Linked DNA regions of Homo sapiens: region 2 is linked to region 1. A link is a loop called in an ENCODE intact Hi-C map of the cell type or tissue named here. Cell type or tissue: endothelial cell of umbilical vein. All regions are shown on one strand. Links, peaks and the distances in the headings refer to the core of each region. The heading gives the core; the rest is flanking DNA. Region 1 holds the start of TSPAN9-IT1 (TSPAN9 intronic transcript 1). Region 2 overlaps TSPAN9 (tetraspanin 9).

Region 1 (10,207 bases), core at 1,508-9,507:
ACAATTCAGGCATAAATGCGTCCTGGACAGCGGTGGTGCCTGCCTGCCAGCGTCTGCCCAGCGCCCACCTGATCAGGGAAGGGGAAAGAAGTGTCCCGGGAATGGAAGAACACGGCCTACAAGGTCTGGGACCGTGGTTCCAGTCCTGGCTGTTTCCCTTGTGACCTCCAGCAGGACAGATGACCTCTGTAGGTCTGTTTCTTAGTTTACACTGACAGCAGTAGCAGCTGCTATTCACTATTCAATGTCTACTATATGCCAAAGACTATTTTAGGTTTTCATCCCTTACAAAATACCCAGTGAGGCAAGCATTGGTCTCCCCATTTTACAGATGGAGAAACTGAGATTCAGAGGCTAATGAGGTTCGTCAAGGTCAGAGGGCTAAGCTTGAACCCACATGTGTCTAGCTTCAAAAACCCACATTCTTAAAATACACCACATTCAGGCTGGGTGCAGTGGCTCACGCCTGTAATCCTAGCACTTTGGGAGGCCGAGGTGGGGGGATCATGCGGTCAGGAGATTGAGACCACCCTGGCTAACACGGTGAAACCCCGTCTCTACTAAAAATACAAAACAAATTAGCCGGGCATGGTGGCGGGCACCCGTAGTCCCAGCTACTCGGGAGGCTGAGGAAGGAGAATGGCGTGAACCCAGGAGGCGGAGCTTGCAGTGAGCTGAGATCGCGCCACGGCACTCCAGCCTGGGTGACAGAGCGAGACTCCGTCTCAAAAAAAAAAAAAAACACCACATTCAGCCTGAATTAAGTGGAAATAATAAAACCTGCTCTGCCCTCTCTGGCCTGTTTCTATGAGGCTCAGCGGGGGAGAATTTGTACTCAATACTGCAAAGGTACTGTCCTTATCAATACTATAGTTACTCAAGGTCAAAATGCAGTGGCCCTCAAGTTCATCAGACCTCACCTCAACCTTAGCTCTCAGCCCTTGCCCCCTGCCCTGGGCCCTTCTCCTGCTCCACAGCCTTCCCAGCTAGCCAGCTAACCCTCCCATTCATCTCCAGATTCCATTCAACTCTAAGCAGGCCGGGAGTGGTGGCTCAGGCCTATAATCCCAGCACTTTGGGAGGCTGAGGAGGGCAGATCACTTGAGGTCAGCAGCTCGTGACCAGCCTAGCCAACATGGTGAAACCCCATCTCTACTAAAAATACAAAAATTAGCCAGTTGTGGTGGCGCATGCCTGTAATCCCAGCCGCTCGGGAGGCTGAGGCAGGAGGATCTGGGAGGTTTGAATCTGGGAGGGGGAGGTTGCAGTGAGCCGAGATCATGCCACTGCACTCCAGCCTGGGTGACAGAGTGAGACTCCATCTAAAAAAAAAACAAAAACAAAAAAACAACTCTAAGAAGCAAAGTCCAAGTCTTGCCTAGATCCCAAACTCCAACACCTCCCCTATCAAGAAGACAGGAGATGCCTCTATCAGCACCCTATCTCCTGGCCCCCCGACTCCCCACCTGCTGCCCCTCCCTCTCCCAGTCCTGGAGGGGGCTACATGGAGGGAGGACACAGATAAAAGCAAAAGGCCCAGCACTGGAAGGCAGCTTGCTTTATTATTCACAACGAGATCCGTCCTGGCCCTGCACAACCTTCCGGGTCTTCAGTACCATTTTCCCTTCCTCTCAGGGAATCATCAAATGCCAAAGGTGCACCCAGACCCCAGACACACTTCTCAATGCCGCTGACACAGGCTGGGGAGGAGGCTGGCCTGTTATTAACAGAGGAAAACTGGAGCTGACATTGTCACTGATCTGAAACCTCCCAGCTAAGAAAAGCTTTGTTTTTTAAAGAACTAATAAATAACACTGGGTGTTTACTTCCCTAGCAAGTCGTATCTCTTAAGTATCACTAGGCTCATACGTCATGGCTGTCATCCGGGAAAACCATGGAGCAACGTCTTCAAGTCCTTTCGGCGTCCTGAAGAGTTCAAAGCACTTCAGACAGACTCCCCTTTATCTCCCCCTAGAGATCTCGGAGGGGAGGAAGAGGGGGCCCTGGCAACTCCGCCTCCAGTGTGCCTACAATAAATACTTGCTAACTGCCCAAGGGGGACAATTTTCCTCACTGCGTGATGGGAAAACGGAGAAAAGGAAATTTACTCGGCACCCACCTAATCCAGTCTTCCCAGTTCCAACTCCATGCTTCAAGCCGTCTCTCACTCAAGGCCTAACTCCTCCCAAAGGGACTAGAAAAGGAAGACGTGGTCTTGCTCTCGCTCCCTCTTTATTTTTTTTTTTTTAAAGAGACAGGGTCTTGCTCTGTCATCAGGGCCACAGTGGCATAATCATGGTTCACTGCAGCCTCAAATTCTTGGGTTCAAGGGATCCTCCCGCCTCGGCCTCTCAAAATGCTGGCATTACAGGTGCGCACCACCACACCAGGCCTGGAAGATATGGTCTCTTCTAACAGCTATTCAGGAGAGGCCTCCTCGTGCTGATTTCCTAAAAGCTCAGAACACGATCAACAGTCTCTGCCCAGCATTCCCGGAACAGCCCGCCTTCGGTTTCACTTGCGTAGCCAACTGTGTTATGCTCTGTGTGTGAGCTGCCTCTCCCACACCCCATGATTTTTATTAATTTCATCACTTTATGCTCTTTATATTCCCCAAAGTGCCCAGCATAACACCCTACCTTTAATACATAAAGCAGGGGTCACAAGCTGGTACCCCCAGACCAAATCCAGCCCACGCACAGGTTTTATTTGGTCCGCATCACGTTTTAATTTTTTTTTAATTAGCTGCCAATAGTTAAAAATTAGGAGATTTTACCCAAAAATCAGAAGTTCAAATTTTCCTTGAAAAATGGAAGATCTAGGGAACCAAGAGAACCATGTAGAATGCTTAACTGTTACAGACCACTGCCCTTTGAGAAATTCCAGTTGTCTCTGTCCTAGCTAGATCATGTCTGTAGGGGGCTGGAGAAGTCGCTAGAAAAGGGGCTCACTGTGATCACGTTCAACCACTGGCACCCTAATGCCATGTAGTGATGACTGGGCATGCAGGCAGTCATGGAATCATGGCAGGTCCATGTGAGAGGCAGCTCAGCTGCTCAGGCCTGGAGTGCAGATGCTCACAGGACCGAAGTCAGGCTAAGTATTTACTTAAAACAAAAGAATCATGTCTCCCATTTGTACTTAAGCACTAGCTCCTCTTTTGCACGGCTGAACATGTGCATCATGTTCTATGCTGGTCAACCTGCTGCAAAACAATGAAAGCAGGACGCTGAGGAAAAGGGAGGGAAGGAAGAGAGGGAGGAAGGGAGGAACACGCTGATGGGCCCACAACCCTGGGCTGTTATCGCTCATCTGAGTTTGCAGGCTTGCATAAAGTTGATTGAATATAATTGAATGGGTGAGCCCACGGTCATTTCAGACTGCAAGTTCCCTAAGGGTGCGAGCGAGACCTATTTCTCTTGCTTTGAATGGGGTCAGATGGGGAGTGCACTTAGGAATTATTGAATGAGTGAAGCAACATACGCAAAATCTATGTACCAGGCCAGCGGGCTTCGAAGCTGGAGATAGGATAAAAATGCAGAGTGAACAGCCTTTAAAGCAGGACCTCTGCTACCTGACTGCCTTCCCAAGGGCAGTGTGTGAAAACAGACTTGGGCCAAGATCTCAGCTAAACCCTGTGGCTGCTCTCAGGCACCTGACTTCCGGCTGGTATTTAATAACCCAGAATGAGATACCTCATTGCTCTAGGAAAGAATGCTTGGCTTCTTGAATTGTCCTAAGGAAATAACGCAAAAGGGGGAGCAGACAGCTAGACAGAGAAACAGATAGAGATACATCCACAGACACACACACACACACACACACACACACACATATATATATAATACTAATATATTAATGTATTAGTGCAGTTTCTACTATTTAGGTAAGTTAAAATTGTGAGCTGCACATTCAACAGTAGGAAAGGGGAACAGACAGCTAGACAGAGAAACAGACAGAGATACATCCACAGACACACACGCACACACACACACACATATATATATAATACTAACATATTAATGTAGTAATGCAGTTTCTACTATTTAGGTAAGTTAAAATTGTGAGCTGCACATTCAACAGTAGGAAAGCGAAACAGACAGCTAGACAGAGAAACAGACAGAGATACATCCACAGACACACACGCACACACATATATATAATATTAACATATTAATGTATTAGTGCAGTTTCTACTATTTAGGTAAGTTAAAATTGTGAGCTAAACATTCAACAGTAGGAAAACGGATAAATAGGAAACATTTCCTATGTAACCACTTGAAAGTGTGATGATGATGATCATAATTGTGATGATTATGTAGCTTATAGTAAAATGTTAAAGAAAGCAAATAGAATGCAAAATTCTTAAAATGTTAAAGAAAGCAAATAGAACACAAAATTCTATCTACATTATTGACTATAACCATGTAAAAAAAAATTATGTTTGCAAGCAAATACAGACTGAAGGCATCATGGAAAATAAAAAACTGATTTGTCATGATGGCAGGTTTGTCAGGTATTTTATACCCCTATTTCTTTGATTTGTGTTCCTATTATACGGCATTACTTATATGATAAGTATTTTTTTAAAATGCCCAATAGCTCCTGACCCTGAAATAAACTAGCACATGATGATAAGGGCTAGGCAGGAAATGTCTGCTTTGTTCAGGCCCTTCCGGGACTGCCACAGGGGTAAGGCACAAGGAAAAGGTGTCACAAATCAGTCTGAAGAGGGCTTCAAGGAAGGCCTGCCCTGCACCACCACCACCACCACCACACCCCACACACGCGCAGGCGTGCACGCACCATAAAAGGAAGCTCAGCGTTCGCACTGAGCACAGATGCCGTCCTGGGGCCCCCACCCGTCAGGTGTGTGTGCGCCTCTGCTGCTCTGTCATTTCTGCTGTGGTTTCAGAGTCCCTGTCTTCTGATGCAGCATAAGAAAAGAAGGGGGCTCAGCTGGGCGTGGTGGCTCACACCTGTAATCTCAGCACTTTGGGAGGCCAAGGCGGGTGGATCACCTGAGGTCAGGAGTTCAAGACCAGCCTGGCCAACATGGTGAAACCCCATCTCTATTTAAAAATGTAAAAATTAGCCGGGCATAGTGGTAGGCATTTGTAGTCCCAGCTACTTGAGAGGCGGGGGCAGGGAGAATTGCTTGAACCTGGGAGGCGGAGGTTGCAGTGAGCCAAGATCGCGCCACTGCACACCAGCCTGGGCAACAGAGCGAGACTCCGTCTCAAAAAAGAAAGAAAAGAAAAGAACGGGGCTCTGACGACAGCCTCTAGGCTAGAAACAGCCAGTCCAGCATTCTCCCCCAAGACTGTCCTTCCCTCATTCTTTTCAATACATGTTTCACTGTGTCCATCGCTGGGGACACTCAGGAACTAGATCTCAGGGGAAGGCTGCTTGCCAAGTGGGGGCAGGTGTGTCAGAAGGACAGAAGGACTGCCACAGGACCTTCCAAAAAGAGGGGCCGGTGGGATGCCAAATCCCAGCCCACCCTGGCATCAGGCCAAACCCTGTGGCAGGTGAGGGAGGAGCTGGGTGCCAGGATCCTGCTGACAATCAGGAGGGCTGACCCCGCAGCAGCCTCCCTGGTGGCCAGGCAAGGAGGGCTGGGAAGTGGCAGCTGCTTCCCTATGAGCTATGACAGAGGGGGGTGCCTTGGAAAACAGGAAGCCCTCCTTGCCTTACCTCCTTCCAAGCTGGTCAGACTCCCCAGGGAGAGATTCCCCGCCATGAATTCCCCAAGGGAATGAGAGCTGGAGAGGAAAAATTCCTCAGAGTTGTCTGCGCCAAGCAGCAAATCACAGCCCCCTCCAGCAGGCATCCCATTTGCAGGAAATTTACTTACGCCTGATTGTTGGGCTTTTACTTTTCAATTCCAAAGATCGGCTGTGTGTTTTTTTTGTTTTTTTTGAGGTGGAGTCTCACTCTGTCGCCCAGGCTGGAGTGTAATAGCACGATCTCGGCTCACTGCAACCTCCGCCTCACGGGTTCAAGCGACTCTCCTGCCTCAGCCTCCCGAGTAGCTGGGAGTACAGGCGCACACCACGGTTGTTTTGTTTTGTTTTTAAGAAAGGAAAAAAGGCTGGAGGGAGCAAGGAAGGGAGAGAGTAAGAGACATTTCACGTTGGAGGCTGCCCTATTCTGTTTCATATCTGGGTTTAAGGAAGAAGACCCTGGAAATGGGCGCCATGTCCCACCAAGCATGGGCGGGAAGAGGCAGCCAAGTCTTGCAGGCCATTAATCACTGAGGGGGCATGCGCAGCCCCAGTGCCCACCCAGCTGGTGGCATCTGCCTTGAGGGGAGGTGGGAGGGCAAGGCTGGAGGGGGCCGACAGGGGCCAAATGTGAAGGCTGGTGGCAGGCAGCCGGCCCCTCCTGTAAGCAATCCCCACCACAGGGTTATATCCAGGCACTTTTTCCTGTGAGAAAAGAATGGGAGGAATGCAGCCCTGCCATTACCCAAATCCACCCCACCACGGGCTTCGTGCCCAATTACATACAGTGCAGGGGAGCCCTCCCGAGCCTGGAATCAGAAAATCCGCCTAAGAAATGCAAACTGGCAGCCAGAAACTAGCAACATAGGTAATGCAATATGAGAGCCTCCCTTAAAGCCAAATACACATGCATGCATGCACCCACTCACACACATGCACACACGTGTGCAAACACAAACACACACATGCTCTGCAGGCGTGTGTGACTGACAGTGCACTACAAACCACATGGAAAGGTGGCCAGAAACACCGCTGGATTTTTATAGCTCTTCAGGGACCTGATCTCCAGGAAGTGCTAGAAATTGCAATCCAATTGTGTCCCTGGCTAGCGAAGCTGGCTGGAGGCTGGGGACGCTGCAGAGGGAGGAAGAACTTCATTGGGAAAAAATGTTGACAGAGTTTAACGTTGAGCGGAAGGACAAAGGCTTGGATGAAGGGGCCTTATGAGAAATGAGGCGTTCTGAGTGCTCTAGCAATTTGCATGGGGCTGTCAGGGAGTATTGAGTTAAAAGGCACAGGACAGGGGAGGGCTCCCCAAGGCCAGGCCAGGCGTGGGGTGAAGAAGGGGCAGCATTCGATCTCCTGCAGGGCCTGGAACTCAGCACCCTGAAATCAGCTCGTAAGTGGGAATTAGCTAAGGCAACCCCCAGCTAGAAGGAGGGCTCAGAGAGTCTGAGGCCCCAAAAAGCATACTCTCCTCACTTAAGACACCAAATACAACGGCAGAGAAGAAAAGCTGGCATTCATTGAGCACCTAGCATGGGCCAACCATACCATATCTCTAATTCTAAGAACCAGCAGCAACGTGCGTATATATCAGCCTCAGCATGTAGACAAGAAACCAAAGATTCACACCGGGCCACAGACTGAAACCAAGACTGACACCATGTCTGCCTGCCACCTGCAGAGCCCATATATACTACAATCCATTTAGGGGTTTTATGACACAGATTTTTCAAAGGAAACCCTCCCCATTCCTGCCCCCCATCAACAAAATACTAACTCACTGTGCGGCCTTAGTCAAGCCCCCTAATCTCTCTGGGCATCAGCATCAAGTCAGCTATGTGCCCTATTCTGTTCAAATACACATAAAAAGGGTATTAAGCCTATAACTGGCAGAGGGGCGGAAACAGACCGAGGGAGGCCGAGACATATTCTCTGAAGTCCAGCCAAATGTAACGGGCCCAGCGGGCATCTCCCACACCTCACCTTTCATGCTACATTGTCACTGCTGGTGCTGTCTGTCTCCCAAACTGGACTGTGCCCTCCCTGAGGGAAGAACACTCCACCTAATCCTGCCCACACCCCTCTGCCCAGAGCTGTGTCTGGCACGCCATGGGCGTTCACTACATGTCTGCTGGCTGGATGAATACATCAATTAACAAATGCTCCCAAAGTCAGGCATACTTCAGAGAAAAGCACTTACGAATATCTGTTCAGCAAGGGATTTCTCCTCAAAGGGGCAAACCTACCTTTGCATCAAAATCATGTGGGAAGCTTTTCGAAATACAGCTTTCTGCCCCCGTTCCCAGAGCTTCAGACTCAGAAGATCTGGGATGGGGGCCCAGGAGCCTGAATTATTGAAAAGCTCCCCAGATGTCTCTAACTCCAAGCCAGGTCTTGAATCACTGGTGGCTATTACTTGGCTAACACCCATCCTGTCCTGTGTTGAGATCAGATAAAGCTCAGAATAAAAACAAAATAAGTGCCTCTCCCCTAGGGCCTTTTTTCCAAAGGGCTCAAATCAACTCTTTACACCATGATGCTGTTGTCTGTTGGACTGAGACAGGTGGCAATGCTTCTCCATTCTTCAGGCTGGCAAACTGAGGTCTGGCCAAGAAAGAGGACCACTTCTCTCTTTGCATCTCTCTTTAGCTTCTGAAGAATGCAAGGTTGTTAGAGACTTCAAGGACTCTGCTGAATTTCAGGTAAAAAAGAGAGAAGAAGGCAAGGCATGTATCTGGCTGCAGAAAATGGTAATGCCAGGATGGGCATCTCCCTCCTTCCTGCCACACTTGGAGGACAAAATACACCCATCCTTACAGCTCACACTCCCCAAGTCCAGCCCCTACACACAGGGCCTGACCATCATCAAACCAGTAAGCCGGAAGAAACAAAGACCCCATCTCCCTACCCTGGAGGCAGGTGAGGAGCCCTTCATTTATTCATTCACAAAAACTACAGCAAAGCTAAGAAGTGCCAAAAGAACTTGTTAGATGTAGATGAAGGAAGAATTCGACCATTTCTATTCTTTTCAATAAAACACTGGCCCTCCCAGAGAGACAAATGGCGGGGGGCTGAAAGCTGAGCTACCCACACCCCACAATTTACCCAGGATCCAGGAGGCAGCCACCACCCTCCCCTCTTCCCTCAGCAACTGGAGACCTCCTTAGAGGCAGGAGCCAAAGTTACCTCGGCCAGGCACGCCCGAGAGGCCCCCTCTTCTCCTCATCCCCTCCTCCCACCCAGCCTTGGACGTGACTGATGGAGCTGGGACAGCTGCAGCCGTGGGGAGGCTGGGAGGTGGACAACAGCTGGATGGGGCAGTCCCTCCCCCGCCTGGGCAGCTTCCCAGCCGAGCTGGAGAGGATGCAGAGACTCAGGTCTCCTCTGAGTGCTGCTCTGTAAGGAGTGGAATATGAGCATTCGGCTCCACTCTGACCTTGCTCCCTTGTCCCTCCTGGTCCCTTTCAGGCAGTCGTCTCTGGATTCCACAAAGAGCAGGGCCACTTGGCAGTGTGGTCATGTGCACGCTCTAGGCCCTGGAGCAGACAGCCCCACACAACCACGGCCACGCTCCCTGCCCACGTTCCATACCCTGCCAGCCACAGCCCCACCGCTGGCCACCTCACAGGCCGCAGGTGCTGAAGGAGGAACCCCAGCATCCTGAACCCAGCCCGAGCTGCTGGAAAGGATGCCATGAGCTGGCAGTGTGGGTGTTGGCCTGAGAGTCTGAGAAATTCAGCTTGTGACTCTGGACTGACTTGGGACCAAAACTTGGTTCCACTAAAATGCCCAATGGCTTTGATTTCCAGTTTCTCTGCAATTATCTGCTGCAAAATGAGGCAGATAATTTACTTTACAGGGTAGTTCTCAGATTCTGGTCCAATGTATGATGGGCCTCAGTTTCCTTATCTGTAAAATGAGCAGGCTACACACTAGTGCCTCAGGTCTCCTCCAGCCCCTATAGAATCCATACAGTGCTTTAGCCAATGGCCCTGGGATGTATGCCCTTCCTCCCTTTCTTTCAAAGGAATCACTGCTCAAAATTCCTTCCCTAGTTTTGCGCTTTGTCTCCAGGATGAATGAAGTGCTTGAGACTTCTCTCCTCCTTCTCCCCTATCCAGACCCTCCACTCAATCTCCAAATGTACCCAGATTAGACTTGCAGGAGCCCATCCTTTATCTGCCAAGCTGTGCCCCCCGACCCACCCGACTCCACATATGTGTACACCACTCACACAGCTTAGTAATCTCTTACTAAGAACAAGGCACTCACAACGCACCTCTCACCAAAGGGCACCCACCAGTGTGAGCCAACACTGCAGGTGAAAACTACTGGTCTAGAACAGTACCGTCCGACGTGGCAGCCACTAGCAACATGTGGCCACCTACATTTCCATTTTAAGTTAAAACTGAATAAAATTTAAAATCCAGCTCCTTGGGGCATTTTCAGTCCCATTTTCAATGCTCAACGGCCAC
Region 2 (10,207 bases), core at 629-8,628, 120 kb before region 1:
CTCCCTGCCTGGCCCCACCAGGGCGGCCCAGCCCGCACCTCAGCCTGGATGATGTTCCAGGCGTTCTTCAGCCCCACGTTGTTCTCGGTGTGGTACAGCAGCAGGCCTTCCTTCAGGTCCTTCTTGGCGTTCTCGTTCACCTGCCAGGCGGAGGGACACAGTGAGACGGTTGGAACCAGGACGCAGCTCGTCTCTCCAGCCCACCTCAGGTCACCCAGGATGGTGGGTGACAGATGAGGAGTGAGGAAGGCAGGGAAGGCAGCTGGTCTGGAAGGCCCTGCCCACTGGGGTGGGGGCCTCTGCTGGCCCAACAGAGGTGCGGGGTTAGGCACACACTCCCAGTTTCAGAATACAGCAGGCCCTGGTGCACCCACCGCCTCCCGGCAGAGCTAAACTCAGGGCCAGGGCTGTAACACCCAGAGGCAAAAAAACACACCACGTGCCTCCACTCCCCCATCCCAGGACCAGCCACACACACAGGCCACTCTGCCACCCCCGCCCCCCACTACACAGCTTCCCCACAGACTGCCCCTCTCAAAACACACCCTGGGAACTAGAGGGAGGAAGACAGGTCATGTGACCTTCACCTCCCTCACCGCTGTTCTACCCGATGTTGAACAGCAGCATCTACTCATGGCGCTGTTGTTAGAATTAAGGGAAACAATTCTCATAAAAGGGCCAAGAACAGGGCTGGCACAGAGAAATCTCTCAACATTGTTCTTTCTTCCTTTTCACGAGTGCAAAACTAAAAGATTATTCTTTCTCATCCTAACGATGTCTCTAACTTTCAGTGTGGCTCAGGCAGCTATTTCAAGAACTGCTCCTTACACAGTTCTGGAGTGCATGGTACCAAAGGGCCTGCCACGCCCCAAGAGACTGAAATCCCGGCCAACCTCGCTCTTGACTGCGAACTGCCCAGCCTGGCGAGGTTACAGGGGGTCACCCACCATCCTCCTGAACCCAGGAGCAGCGCCCGTCCTCAAGGGCTCTAGTGCAGGAAACAGAGCTTCCCTGTGCCTCAGTCCTGCTCAGCCAGCGTCGCCCAGAGAGTTCCTCCTTGTTTTTCATGGTTTGCTCTCAAATCACCCAGCCCAACCACCTGATGAGGTCTGAATCCCTTCTCCAAGTAGCTTAATTCCTTCCAGTGAGAGGGAGCTCACTAGCGCCAGAGGCAGCCCACTGCCATCTCTGGTCATGCAGAGGATTCCACTTCCTGGAACTATACAAAGTCAACTCTCCCATCCTCCAAATTTGCCTGCCCCATGCTGCCCCCATCAAAACCTTCCATCTGCTCTTTCCTTGGTAGCTTTCCCAACCCTTGGTTCCATGTTCCTTTCTGCACAGGTGCTGCTTGCCAGCACTCTTCCTCTGGCCAGGGAAGGGACCCTGGCCTGCTTGGCCCAACTCTAAGGGCAGTGACATTCCATATGCCCCCTCCCATCTGGTAAGGCTTACCTTGTCCATGTAGACAAAGAAGAGGATGAGTAAGATCAGCTCTGCTAGGAGGATGACCAACAGGACGATGAAAAACTGGAAAGGAAAGGGCCAGGCATGGGTAGGTGGTAATGGGCAGGGCTGAGGACAAGGAGGGTGTGGAAGGCAGGGACAGGCGGCGCCTAGGTGGGGCTTCCCAGGTCTGGGAGAAGCCAGCTCCTCCTGAGGAAACCCAGATAGCTAGGACAGAGACATAAAGGAGCTGACTAATCAGGGAGTGGGAGGGACAACCAGGGGTAGGCATAACCAACCATGAGGAGGAGGGGTGTGGTCAAGCCTAGAACGTTCTAGAAGCAGTTTCCCTGGGCTCAGGTTGGACACCCAGGTGGCTAATATTCCAGGTCTTGCCTGTCCCAGGGGTCCAAGTGCAAGGAGATCAGGAGTTGGAGGGGCTGGGGATTTGGACAGAACTTACGCTGAGGAGGAGGCACTTGTTTTCCTTGATGGCCCCCAGGCAGCCGAGGAAGCCCGTCACCATGACAATGGTGCCTATGGCAATGACCAGGTTGGCTGCAGACAACGAAGGGAAGCTGGGGGAGAAGGTGGCAAAGTTGCCTTGGGACACGGAGAGCCAGATGCCCACTCCCAGCAGCCCACAGCCACAGAGCTGGAAAGGAAGGAAAGCCCATTAGCCTGGCGCTGCTCTCACATTCGTCCATGGACCTGGGAACAGTGCAGGTCCCCACCCCATGCTCTGAGACACAGACAAAGTGAGAACCGACAAGGTGAGAACGGGACTACCGTTGGGCTGCAGACCCGAAGCATGTCGGCTGTGTGACCCAGACAGTCCCCTAGCCTCTCTGTGCCTCAGTCTCCCCATGTGACAACGGAGACTGTGCCAGTTTCAAGAGCCTCCCAGGTCATTCTGAGGATGGATTAAACCACACAGAGGCAAAAGTGCGTAACAAATACGTGGAAGGTACTGGACACATGTGAGTGGTTAGGTTACTCTGCATGATAGAGAAGAGGCCCCAGTGTCCAAGACGGAGGCCTGGTGAGAGGGGAGAACTGGGGTCAGGAAAAGCAAGAAAGACTTCATCTCTGGAGGTGGGAAGGGACCCTCGGAGTCGGGTTTCTTGGAGCCAGAACTTCCAGCGACTGTGTCCTGTTACTCTGACCCGAAGGGCCATTTGTCCACTGGAGTCTGAAGAACAATTTCCCACAGATGGAGAAAGGAGGCAGTCATCGGCTGGCTGGGGGCCTGGCCAGTGTGCGGGACGTGGGAGTCCACGGCTGCCTTCACCACCCATCCAATAAGCTGGCCTCTGGCATGATCGGCCCCCAAACCGAAAAGCAACTCTCCCCAACAGCACCCCTGGGGCTGCCGGCGCCACCAGCTCCACCTGGGGAAGCTTCCATTTCACCGGCTGCAAATCTCCACATCTGTCTTATTTTATGCTCGATATAGCTGGCACTCCCCGACTCCCTCCGCCAGCTCATGGGAAGTGTGCTGAGTCTGAGGAGCCAATCAATCAGTGAAACAGTATTTACTGAGTGCCTACAGCATGCAGTGTGCCATGCCAGAAAAGCTACAACCACTTTAAAGACCTGTTTTCCAGGGGCCTCTGTTCTGGCTGGATGGGAGCAATCAAAGTGCAAAATCTACCACTCCCAGGTGGGATGGACTGGTGCCCAGTCAACGCTACGGGCGCTCAGAGGAGGCAATCACTGTCGCAGTCATGGAAGCCAGTTGAAGGAGGCAGTCCCTAAAGGGTGGGTGGACTAGGGGCAGATGGAGGACGAGAACATTCTATGCCGGGTGAAAGTGCAGGTGGTAAGGGCTTGGGAGTCACAGACCCAAACAGGACTCCCGGCTCCAGCTTATCCTGGTGGTGTGAGCTTGCAAACCTCTCGTATGCAGAGTGAGAATATCATCCCCTTCCTATTGGACTGCTGTGAGAATTAGATTGGAATAAGCTACGTGAAGTGGGTGGCCAGCTCCGGGCACTGCTTGCTGGAAAGGCACTTCCCGGGCAGCTGTTCTGTGCCAGGGCCTGTGCAGACTATGCTGACTCCAGGAATCAGCCCAGCCCCTGCTCTCAAGCTGCTCTGGTTCCTGGGAAGAAACAGAGGCTCAGGGCTGAGACAGGGCAACCCGCAATTAGGCAGGGTAGGGATGCCCATGGGAAGGTGAGGGGAGGGGACAGACGCCTCCCTGAGGAAGGGCATCTCCTTCGCTTATTCCTCCACAAACCCAAGTGAACACCTGCGTATTCAGTGCCAGGCCCTGTTCTCCAAGCTGGGGAGACAGTGGTACACCTCACTGGCAAAGACCCTGCCTTCACGAAGAGTAGATTCTTACAGGAGACACTGACCTTATGTAAGCAACAAATGACGTAACTGCAGTTGCTGACATGCGCCACGAAGAAAAATAAGGCAATGTAAAGAGCCAGAAAATAACTGGGGAGGGTGTGGGCAGCGAAGGTGTCTTGGAAGAGGTGGTGTTTAAGCAAAAACCCAAATAAACAGGGGGAGGGAGCAACATAACTATCTGGGGGAAGAACGTTCCAGACAGAGAGAACAGCAGGTGCAAAAGCCCCGGAGTGGGAAGGAGCCTGGCCAGCCAAGGAGGAGCACGCTGGCCGTGTGCTACAACAGTGAGTGAGGTGACACATGGTAGGAGACAAAGCAGGCGGGGTGGCCGGGGGCCAGGCCAGCTGGGACCTCGCAGGTAAAGGAAACGTGCAAGTGTCCTCAGTGTGACGGGAAGGTCCCAGAGCTGGAGAGTGACATGATCTCACTGAGGTTTTCAGCAGATCACTCTGGCTGCTGTTTGGAGAAGCGACCGCGGGAGGGCCCGAGGGAGGCCAGGAGAGCAACTGGGAGGCTGCTGTGATTAGGCTTGGGTTTGTGGAGGAATAAGAAGGAGATGCCCTTCCTCAGGGAGGCGTCTGTCCCCTCCCCTCACCTTCCCGTGGGCATCCCTACCCTGCCTAATTGCGAGCCTCTCTTTCTTCCCAGGAGCCAGACCAGCTTGAGAGCTGGGGACGACTCATACCAGGAGGCTACGGAGGAGCGGTGAGAAATGGTCCAATTTGAGATGTTTTGAAGGTGGCATTGACAGGCCTTGCTGGGCTTTGAAGAATGAATAGGATTTTGATAAATGGGGAACCAGAAAGGTGTGCATGAAGAAAAAGGTAGGAACAGACACCGCCACGTATTACTAACCAAGAGACAGTGCAAGGAGCTGCAGGGGGGTCCGAATGATTTACGTCCAGCAGCTGCCTGGGTCCTTCACACTGTGGAGAGTGGGCCTGTGCCTCCTGTCCCCTGGCGCAGCCCCACATGGAACCACGTCAGGGCTCCCAAAGAATGGGCACACTGAGACCCACAGCATCGCCCAACTGGGCCATCACAAAGCTTCGCCAGGGAACGGGGCTAGCCCCGCCTACGGCCACTAGGTGGCGCTCCAGGCTGGTTCAGAAGCTCTGGGTTCGCCAGCGATGGCTGAAACTTTCATCCAAATAGTCACTCTGACTTTTCTTCAATCTGGTCAGTTTCTATGCTGCCGTCTCAATTTTTCTTTCATTAATCATACCATGGAGAATTTATGATCTTCATGCTGAAGATTTATGGCTCTAAAAGCCAGACCCTGGAATGAGTAAGCGGAAACCCCACTGCCGCAGGTACTCGCTGCAGGGGAGCTGCAGGGCGCCCCCACACGCTGCAGCTGGAGACACGCAGGACCCCAGAGCTCAGAGCCCGGACCCTTCTCGGGCCTGGAAAAGTTCTCAAAGCACAGCCTTCTCCTGAAGCGGTTTCCCACTGTGGGTGTACCTGCAGCGGGGGGCCCCTTCCGAGCCCTCTCTCCACTTCCCTCCTGGGATAAGTGCTGGGATGCTCAGGTACCTCTACCTAGGAAAACCTCTTAGGTCAGAAACTCCAGGACCTGGTCACCTCTCTTCAAACTGGTTCTCTGACTTCACACTCCACATCCTTTGATTTGGTCTTGCCAGACCCACCTGGGAGCCTTCTACCTCTCAGGGAACACAGCTGGTGCCCTGTCCCCAAATCTGCTTCCTTTCCCATTTCCTGTCCAAAGTCCTCCAGGCCCCCAGGAAAGATCTGCGGCCTACCCTACGGGGGCGCAGTCTGGACTGGAAGGCTTCCTCTCCAAGCCCTCAAACCTGTTCCTGCCTCCATCACAGCTCCCGCCTGGCACAACTCCACGCATGGTGCACGTCTGCCCAGTGAGGAGGCCTGTGCAGTACAGCGGGTGCCACGCACATCCCCACTGCCACGCTCCCATCCTCAAGGGGCTCCTGCCGAGATGAGCTCTCTGCTCCCATCTTCTGATGGCCCAACACTAACAGAGCCTCCCGGCAAGAAGAAAACACAAAGGTCACGCCTCGATTTTCCAGGAAGCTAAGCGGGGGGACAAGGAAGTCCCCAGTCACACTGCTGGGCTGGGACAAAACCTTGGTTTCTGGCATTTGGTGCAGAAGCCTTCACTACCTGCTCCCAGGGGACCTCCGACTGACAGGTGACAGGCACCAACACTGGGCCTTCGCCACAGGTCCCATGTCCAGATCACGGCCCCCACTGCCCTCCCTGCCCCTGGCCTCTAGTTTCCAGCCCAGCCTGCATAGAGCTGCCTGATTCTTTTCCTAAAATGCCTCTCATCATGCTGCTCCCTAGTGTGACCTTAAGATTCTTTAGCTCTCGGAGGCCCAATTTCCTTTAAAACTTGGGATTTGGACGAGATCATTTCTTAGGTCCCTCTGGCGCAGTCTTAGCCGAGTCTGAGACATGGTGCTCTCAGCCCTCAGCCCAGTGGTTCCCAATCAGGAGCAATTCTGCTCCCCAGGGAACATGTGGCATGTCTGGGGACGTTTTTGGTTGCCACAATGGGAGGGGCTGCTCCTGGCACCTGGTGAGTAGAGGCCAGGGGTGCTGCCAAACACCCCGCAGTGCACAGGACAGTCCACACAGTCAAGAACTGTCTGGCCCCAATTGTCAATAGAGTTTGAGAAACCCCGCCCCCTACCCTATCCCCCCACGCCAGGCACCCACCCTTGGGCTGCCAACATCTTGAGAACAGCCATTGGAGAAAGAATCTGATGTGTTCCCTCCAGCGGTGGGGAAGGGAGAGCCAATGACAGCGATATGCCCAAAGATGCCAGCTGGTGAGCTGGGGACAGCCGGGGCTGAGATCGGGGAGGGAGCAAGGGCAGGAGGGAGGAGGTGATGGCAGAGACAGGTTGGCCATGAAGTCTTGGTGAGCCAGGCCTGCCCCGCACAGGCAGGAGGGCAGGAAGTCAGGAAGCTGACCTCTGAAGCCAGTGCAGCGGGCAGGGAGAGGGTGCGGCAGGAGCAGGAGAGGGAGGTGCAGGGCAGGGGAGCCGCCTCTGGTGGAGGGAGCCCAGCACATAGCACAGGAAGGAGGCAAGGCCTGTCTGTGGTGGCACAGCCAAAGCTCAGGGCCGGAGAGCTTAGCTGGTGGCATTTGGGAAAATTCCCTTCCAAAACCAGGGGTTTGTCTCAGCTGAGATGACTGAGCTATAATCTAGCCCACGATGGGACAATCTGGGGTGAGGCAGGGTGACTCAGGGGATTGGGCCCCAGGCAATGCTAGCACCAACCCGCAGAAGGTCACCAGCCACTCCTGGTGTGGTCCAGGCCTGATTGATGCCCTCCCCGGAGCAGGTGCAGGTCCAGGGGCCAGCCTGAGTACCAAGCCTCCCCTGCCCCTTCCCCAGCCGAAGGCATTTCAAAATAACTTCAAATCAGGGCTACAAACAAATCCACATCCAAATTTGAGAAGACGAATCCCATCCTTACATTTGCCAATGGCCTCCTTGAGGGCCAGGATTTGGGTCTGTTGTTTTTGTGGTTAAATCCGCAGAGCCTAGAGCAGGGCTGGCAACGCCTTCAAATCCCACAGGGCGATCTGGTCTGGGCCGTGCCCTGACTCCGGAGGAGGGAAAGGGTGCAGGCCCCCAGCACAGAGAAAAGCCTCAAGTCATCAGGCTGTATCAGGATCTTCTTTGTCACCAGGGGCCCATCCACAATACGCGCAGCAGGTAAACTGAGGCCCAGTCAGGCTATGGCCATACAGTGAGCCCACACTCCAGCCTCACCTCATTTGTTAAGTCTTGTAGTTAGCTAATATCCCCACGGTGTCTTCCTTGTCTTCAGTTTGAACCATGCTGACTGTGGTTTAAATACAGGCTTCTGCCACGTGTCGTTACGTATGTTTCACGCAGGCATCCTATTTCTCTGGGGGTGAGGGACACAATTCCCCCTTCGGGCTTCCCCGTCCTGAGCTTCTCCACCCACTTCCATGCTGCTTAGATCCTAGGGGCAGCCACTGCCCATATCTCATGGGTCCCATCGGTCTCCCACTGGTGGGAGCGGCCCCTCGCCAGGGATGACTCCTCTGCCAGCGCCGGGCCCACAGCAGAGGACACACCTAGGACCTCTCAGGCTTCTGTGTAGACTTGCTGCCTACCCTCACTAAACACACACACACGGCCGGGCGCAGTGGCTCATGCCTGTAATCCCAGCACTTTGGGGAAAAAAAAAAAAAACACACATGCACTTCCAGGACCCAGGTTTGTGTCTTATCCATTTTTCTTCCATTGTAGGGCCCAGAACATGCCTGGATTACTAGATAAATATTTGCTGGAGGAATGAATAAATGAATGAATGATGGGGATGGATGGAGGGGCCTGAGTGGGCCATAGCTGGGGAACAGGACCAGACCCAGACATGCAAATCCTCCTGAAAAAGCAGCCTCCTCTTCACCCCGTCTTCCCCACTCCTGGAACCCCCAGTGCCCTCAGGTTGCTCCCACCTCTGCTGCCCTATTTTAATCCCCACTGCCTCATGTGTCTGCAGAGCCCCACAAGGCACCTGGGCTTCTGGCATCAGATGTCACTGGTGGCCCCTGACCTGGCCCCCCTGACACCCTCATCCACTTTTTGCTTGCAGGAAATTTTCAAATGCTAGGACTGAGTGCTCCCTAATGTTTCTATGAGCCAAGGCCAGGCCCAACATTTAATGGCATTTAATAAATTAGTGGATGTGGAGAATTTTTAAAAAAGAAAAAAACCAAAACAGCTTTAATTTCACAGCCTGACATGCTGGCTAGTAATGAACCTGCCTGGCTCTGGAAGAAGCCGACCTGCCAAGAACTTCATCATGGGGAGCAGAGACAATACATCGGTGCCAGGAGCGCAGCCGCTGCTTTGTATTTCAGACACCCCTTGCCTCCAAGGGCCCCCGCAGCTCATTCATTCTCACAGCCATAAAGGGAGAGGCAGGAGGGGCAGGGAAGGCAAGAGAGCAGACGATGCCTCCAATTCTGCATGGAGAGAAATGAAGGGACAAAGTCACAGACACATCTTTGCTGAAGTCACCCAGCAGGTAGGAGGACCACAGCACCTTGGAACCATGGGGTGGGATGCAGCCACACGGGTCTCCCAGGGGCTGAATGCTCACCATCCCACAATGCACTCCATTCTTCTTTTTTTTTTTTTTTCTGCATACCTCTAATCAGCCAGGAATTCTTTCTTATTAATGCAAGAATCTACTTCCCTGTGGCTAACATGCATCAATCCTAGTTTTGCCCAAGAAGCCCACTAAGAACAAGTAAAACAGGCCTGTCTCAAACTGAAAGTTAGGCTCCAGCTATGGTAGGACCCAGCTCTTCCCCTCCTACGTTCTGAGCTCTATACTTCTAGTAATTCAGCCTAAGGCCCCATTGGCTTGAGTGGCAGCCATAGCACAGTTTAGTCTCACACTGAGCTGGTGCATAACTTCAAGCCAGATGGCATGATTCCTTGGTCATTACTGTTGGACCCCACACTTTCTCTCAAAGCCTCCAATTCACCTTCATACCTTCACTTTGCAGCCCCTAATCTCACCAACTTACAAAGGTGTCAGGGAGATGACACCCATATTTTTGTGCCTAATTTTCCTCCAAATAAACATTACATAAAGCATTTGCATATCTACAACCCAGTTACATTTTGATTATACCAGAATGGGGTTATTCTCCATGTGAGACAGTTCTAAGAGAGAATGTCTACCCACGGCCAAACTTAAGGGGCATCGTGTTTGGGGGCTGCAAGCCTCTGCAGTTATAAAGCTCCTGAATTATGTTTCAAGACTGTCAATTCTCTCCAGCCAACTTTGTAACCCTTCCCCAATTGACCAAAACCCCTAGCAGTTGAGAGTGAGTCCTGTTACAATACCTACACCTCTTGCAATCTAAAATCCCGAAGTGTATATTGGGGTGGAAGAGTCCACGATGAAGGAGATTCTATCCGAGACTTTGGGGACAGCCCCTACCCCCCTCCAGGGGTGTCAGGGCCCTGCGTGGTGGGATAAATGCCCAGTCACCAGCAGTCCTGGCCCCCAGCTCCACAAAGGGCTTGGTGTCCTCTGGCCCCTAGCTGGGAGCAGGGTTGGCCCTGTTGAAGTGCTACCCATCTGTTTGGGCTTCCTGGCCTAGCCTCAGTATGGGGGGCACCTGCCCTGCCTGGGGGCTTGCTCCAATCAAGGCATCTGTGAGACTCTAGGTTGGTATAGCCCTGGGAGCAGGGAGAACCTGAATCTGTTCCGGGCTTCAAAGATGAAGGCATGGGTGAGAGATGGCCCAGTCCCCAACACGGCGATGCCTAGATAGCAAGGACCAGAGAAGGGGAGGGATGGGGGCATCTATCATGTGCTGTCCCCACACACCCCATTATAAGCTATGCCTCTTTCT

The links. Hi-C counts contacts between places; a loop is a spot of excess contacts. Peaks named below come from ENCODE experiments on the same cell type or tissue, not always from the same donor. Only the 100,000 strongest peaks of a DNase experiment are listed, where the experiment ranks them.
Region 2: a loop joins it to region 1, with 3 times the contacts of the local background. A loop is called at or near these places in 7 of 110 quality-filtered maps.

Annotation. Positions count from the first base shown.
Region 1 is chr12:3,147,638-3,157,844 of GRCh38, reverse strand. All of the region lies in intron 2 of TSPAN9 (tetraspanin 9), which reads right to left. TSPAN9-IT1 (TSPAN9 intronic transcript 1) reads right to left here and starts at 8,048. Exons shown (of 2, transcript NR_046833.1): 1 at 7,979-8,048; 2 at 6,369-6,860. RefSeq lists enhancers at 5,977-6,790, 8,654-9,199. In endothelial cell of umbilical vein, for the core only: no CTCF peak of the experiment used is centred there; DNase peaks (open chromatin) are centred at 3,314, 4,654 and 5,724.
Region 2 is chr12:3,270,315-3,280,521 of GRCh38, reverse strand. TSPAN9 (tetraspanin 9) reads right to left here. Exons shown (of 9, transcript NM_006675.5): 4 at 1,910-2,101; 5 at 1,456-1,530; 6 at 39-140. Among named protein-coding and RNA genes, the nearest start is that of LINC02827, 25 kb to the left of the region's middle. In endothelial cell of umbilical vein, for the core only: a CTCF peak has its summit at 4,892 (motif pointing right); a DNase peak (open chromatin) is centred at 4,901.